Linked DNA regions of Homo sapiens: region 2 is linked to region 1. Evidence: chromatin contacts called from ENCODE Hi-C data. All regions are on one chromosome and are shown on one strand. The core of a region is the stretch at or near the end of the contact, and the rest is flanking DNA. Distances in the headings are between cores, read along the strand shown.

The links. A loop is a pair of places that touch in the nucleus more often than their neighbours do. Pooled maps may share reads with other maps.
Region 2: a pooled map shows a loop between it and region 1 (3-fold over the local background). The contact joins the promoter of SLC38A7 here to the promoter of RBL2 in region 1. A Hi-C loop is called at or near these places in 2 of 50 pooled maps.

What each region holds. Positions count from the first base shown.
Region 1 is chr16:53,433,172-53,435,871 of GRCh38, forward strand. RBL2 (RB transcriptional corepressor like 2) reads left to right here and starts at 1,300. Exons shown (of 22, transcript NM_005611.4): 1 at 1,300-1,625. The coding sequence starts at 1,386. RefSeq lists a silencer at 1,355-1,574 and an enhancer at 2,185-2,294.
Region 2 is chr16:58,683,431-58,686,130 of GRCh38, forward strand. It overlaps SLC38A7 (solute carrier family 38 member 7), which reads right to left and starts at 1,340. Exons shown (of 12, transcript NM_018231.3): 1 at 1,287-1,340; 2 at 525-748. RefSeq lists enhancers at 712-1,556, 1,067-1,126.

The DNA.
Region 1 (2,700 bases), core at 50-2,549:
GGTGGCTCACGCCTGTAATCCCAGAACTTTGGGAGGCCGAGGTGGGTGGATCACTTGAGGTCAGGAGTTCGAGACCAGCCTGGCCAACATGGTGAAACCCTGCCTGTACTGAAAATACAAAAATTAGCTGGGTGCGGTGGCGCACACCTGTAATCCCAGATACTCAGGAGGCTGAGGCAGGAGAATCGCTTGAACCCAGGAGGCGGAGGTTGCAGTGAGCCGAGATCGTGCCACTACACTCCAGCCTGGGCAACAGAGCCAGACTCTGTCTCAAAAAAAAAAAAAAAGTTTAATTCACGCAGAGCCAGCTGAACGGCAGACAGGAGTTTGGTTATTCAAATCAGCCTACCAGAAAATTCGGAGACTGGGGTTTTTAAAGAATGACTTGGCGGGTAGGGGGCCAGGGATTGGCGAATGCTAATTTGTCAGGTGGGAGGTGAAATCACAGGGGGTTGAAGTGGGCTCTTGCTGTCTTCTGTTACTGAGTGGAATTGCAGAACTTGTTGAGCCAGATTATGGTCTGAGTGGCGCCAGCTAGTGCATCGGAATGCGCGGTCTGAAAAGTATCTCCAGCACCAATCTTAGGTTTTACAATAGTGATGTTATCCCTGAGAGCAATTGGGGAGGTCAGGAATCTTATAGCCTCTGGCTGCAAGCCTCCTAAATCATAATTTCTAATCTTGTGGCTAATTTGTTAGTTCTACAAAGGCAGACTGATCCCCAGGCAAGAATGGGGTTTGTTTTTGGAAAGGACTGTTACAATCTTTGTTTCAAAGTGAAATTAGAAATTAAATTCCTCCTGTAGTTAGTTAGGTCTTCGCCCAGGAATGAACAAGGGCAGCTCGGAAGTGAGAAGCGTGGAGTCATTTAGGTCAGATCCCTTGCACTGTCATAACTTTCTCACTGTTAGGATTTTTGCAAAGGCAGTTTCGTGAACGTACAGAGACAGGCCCTTGCTATTATCCCTATTTTTTAGATAAGGATATCCAGGCGATGAGGAAGTTTTACTTCTGGGAACAGCCTGGATACGAAACCTTCACACGTCAGTGTCTTTTGGACATTTTCTCGTCAGTACAGCCCTGTTGAATGTTCTCACGGTGGGGAGGTACGTGTTTAAAATGCGGGGAAGGTGCTTTTATTTCACCCCTGGTGAAACTAGGGGAGCTAATTTTTTTAAACATGATTTTTGGCCCCCTTGAACCGCCGGCCTGGACTACGTTTCCCAGCAGCCCGTGCTCAAGACTACGGGTGCCTGCAGGCGGTCAGCGTCGTTTGCGGCGGCGCAGGCGCGGTGCGGGCGGCGGACGGGCGGGCGCTTCGCCGTTTGAATGGCTGCGGGCCCGGGCCCTCACCTCACCTGAGGTCCGGCCGCCCAGGGGTGCGCTATGCCGTCGGGAGGTGACCAGTCGCCACCGCCCCCGCCTCCCCCTCCGGCGGCGGCAGCCTCGGATGAGGAGGAGGAGGACGACGGCGAGGCGGAAGACGCCGCGCCGCCTGCCGAGTCGCCCACCCCTCAGATCCAGCAGCGGTTCGACGAGCTGTGCAGCCGCCTCAACATGGACGAGGCGGCGCGGGCCGAGGCCTGGGACAGCTACCGCAGCATGAGCGAAAGCTACACGCTGGAGGTGCGCTCGCGGGCGGAGGGGCGCTTCCGGCCTAGTTGGCGTGAACCGGTGCCTTCCGAGCCGCGTCGCGCGCCTCGAGAGACTCTCGGGCGGGTTGCGGGCTCCCAGCCCCGAGAGGGGTGGGGACTTCCTCTGCGCTATTCCGAGGCTCTTAGCCGCTCCGAGGGCTAACCCGCTCTCGCCGCGCTTTCCTGCGGCTTCCGAATGGGGAACGCGTCTTGCCCTAAAGTAGCACAGCAAGGCTGAGATCGCGCTGGGGTCCCGTTGAGGAAAATGGGTGTGTGTGGCCCATCTGACCCCCCGCCCGCCTTGTTAGTAGAATGAACTAGTGTCGTTGTCAAGACCACACGGACAAGGGGAGGGGACTTGCCCTTATTTGCACCGCGATTAACCGGGTTGTGGCACCTGGGTCTCCAGGCGTCTCCGTCTGTTCGCTTCCCCCTGTTAACCAAATTGCCTTTGCCCTGGCGTTGCGGGCGTTTGAGTCAACGTGCTGATGCGTTTTGGGCTGTGTTTACGTCTGTGTAAACAAATTAATACTCATTTCCCCCCAGGCCAGATGAAATGAGCCCTCCGCCGACCCGGATGTAGACACATGCCCCCATTTGTCACTAGGATCAGGACTGTGGCTACCTCGAGGGCTTTTTGGTCACCCCGGGCATTGCACAGGACTCCTGTTGTTGTTGCGATCCGGGTGTGTTAGGTCGCAGCCTTCGGACAGGGCTTGCAGATGAGAAAAATGGCCATTCTAGCCAGTGAGTGTCAGCTTTGTATGCACCTCCCCTTCATGGGCCAATGGGAAGTGACACGGAAGTACGGATTGTTTATCAGCTGTTTGACTGTGTGTGTGGCATTTAAACCTGAGGCCATTTGATTTCTCAAGTCGTTTTATAATTAATTTGTAGAAAGAGTCGGGCAAATAGGTCCAGGATGCAAAGCCTAACCAAGGTATTATTTAAATATGATGTTTTTGGCTATGTGTACTGATGAGTGAGGTTATTTTTAATTTGTATTTGCATTAATAGAATTTTAATTCAATTACTAGTTCCCTCTTTGAATTGTTAGGTCTGCAGAA
Region 2 (2,700 bases), core at 90-2,589, 5.3 Mb after region 1:
ACCAAGGGACATGGCACCAGAGGAAACATTCCTCTGCTGGCTCGAAACCCAGAAAGATCTGTCAGATGTCACAGGGCTTACACATCCTCTTACACATCCTGTCACCCAACCAGCAACTCAGCAAAATCAAAGCAGTGAGCAGCGAAGGCAGAGTCTTGGGACTCCCAGGCTTCCAGTGTAGCTAGAGAAAGAACCCTGCAAAGTGACCACTGCCAGAGCTGTGACCATCTCCTCCCCGCTGCTCACGTCACAGAGACAGAGGTCTACAGAGTGATTCGTCCAAGGTCACAAGGCTTGGTGCGGCTTCCTGACTCTCCAACCAAAATGTTTCCCTTGGGCACCCCTGCCCGAGTCCTGCACCATCCTCCAGCCTCTCCTGCCACCCACATGAGAGTGCAGGCTGGGGTCCTCGTGGAACTCAGAAGCTGGGGGTCCCACCTCTTGCAGATTCTCTGCCTTGGTTAAGACCTCTCGGCACCCCCACTGCTCACTGGCAAATTACTCAGCTCATTGTTGCACCTTACCTGCTCTTTCTCCCTGATGGGCTGTGCCAGAGGCGGTTGCTCCTTCTCCCCAAAGGTCTGGGATCTGATTCTCCTCACTTCCCTTTCTGGACCCAATTTCTTCTTTCTCAAGACTTTGCCTAAAATTTGCTGTCAGCAGAGGGAAGAGTTTGGGCTACTTCTGTGCTGGCTTCAGCAGAGCTGGAGGAAACTGAGCGGCTCTCACGCTTACTCATGAAATGGAGCTTCAGGACAGATAGGAAAACAGGCCCAGGAGGGAGAGGTTAGACTAAGGTCACAGTGGGTAGCTGGCAGAGCCAGAATAGAAGCCTGATGCCCACATGCTCAGGCCAGCGATGTAGGCCCCTCAGATCCCAACTGGAGTGTGCTCCCAGTCCAGCCTGGGGTTGGAGCCCTGAGATAGAAAGGGTGGGCTGCTTTGTGAGGTGAGGCTTTGTGAGGTGAGCCAGGGCGCACCCGGGCCAGGAGGCCGGGGCGGGGCGATTCCCAGGCCTGGAGCGAGAAGGGTGGGCTACTGTGGGGTAACCTGGGGAGGAGCTCCGGGACCCGATCCCGGCCTAGGACTGGGTGGAGACCCTCTGGCTGGGTAAAGGCGCGGCAGAGCTGGCGCAACAGAGGGACGGGCGTGGGGCGAGGACGCCAGGATCTGGACCCCTGCAGGGAAAGGGTCTGAGCTTTTCCGCGGTGGCGGGGACTGAGGGGCTCCACAGACCTCGGGGATCTAACACTTCCACCCTCCAGAGCCTGTCTCCGGCCACCTACCTTGGGGGATTCTTTCCCGAGCCGGCTGCGGAGACACGTGAGCATGCATCACATGACGCCCGCTCGGGCGGCCGCGGGACACGCTGGGAGTTGTAGTTTCCGCAAATGTGAAGCTTGGACAACACCAGCTCCCTGAATCCTCAGCCCGACAGCACTGCCCTGAGCCAGCCTCGCGTCCAGCCAGCTCGTGTTTATCCTCTTACTTTTAGTCTTGGCCTCTTGACCAAATCAAACACTGCTCCTTCCTCCAAGGAAGAGCATTAGGAGGTCTGGCCTCTTTGCCAGTCCCGGTGGCGGTGGGCCAAAGCTGTTTGGCCTCATTATCCTCCCGGTCTCTGTCCTTGCCTTCACGCCCATGGCCAGAGCACTGGAGTTTTTTTTTAATCAGTAATGTGGGGGACCTGGAGCCACGGTCTTTCCTGCAAGGGAGTGGGCTGGGGGCATGGTTACGACCCCATCGGTTTAGACTCTAGAACAGTTTTTGAGGGATTGTAGGTGCTCAGTAAATATTTGTTGAATGACGAAATGGGCATCCAGTCCTGGTTCTGTTCTTGGCTGTGTGTCACTCATAAATTGTCACGTAATCTCCAGCATCCCAATAGCCTCATCTCTGTTTTGTGGATATGCTCTCCACTGCACTTACCTCTCCATGCATCAGAGGTCCTCACCGATGAGGACACACTGGGAATCCTTAGAAACCCAAATCACACCTTTTTTTTTTTTTTTTTTTTTTTTTTTTTTGAGACAGAGTCTCACTCTGTCTCCCCGGCTGGGGTGCAGTGGCACGATCTTTGCTCACTGCAACCTCTGCCTCCCGGGTTCATGTGATTCTCCTGCCTCAGCCTCCCGAGTACCTGGGATTACAGGCATGCACCACCACTCCCAGCTAATTTTTGTATTTTTAGTAGAGATGGGGTTTCGCCATGTTGGCCAGGTTGGTCTCAAACTCCTGACCTCAAGTGATCCACCCACCTCAGCCTCCCAAAGTGCTGGGATTACAGGCATGAGCCACCGTGCCTGGCCTCCAAAAAGTTTATATAAATTGAATCATACTGGTTGAGTGCGGTGGCTCACACCTGTAATCCCAGCACTTTGGGAGGCCAAGGCGGGCTGATCACTTGAGGTCAGGAGTTCGAGACCAGCCTGGCCAACATGGCGAAGTCCTGTCTCTATTAAAAATACAAAAATTAGCTGGGCATGGTGGTGCACGCCAGTAGTCCCAGCTACTCGGGAGCCTGAGGCAGGAGAATCACTTGAACCCGGGGGGCGGAGGTGGCGGTGAGCAGAGATCGTGCCACTGCACTCCAGCCTGGGAGACAGAGTGAGACTCTGTCTCAAAAAAAAAAAAAAAAATAGAATCATACTGTCTTAATCAGTTAAGGCCGCTATAACAGAGTATCATAGACTGGGTGGT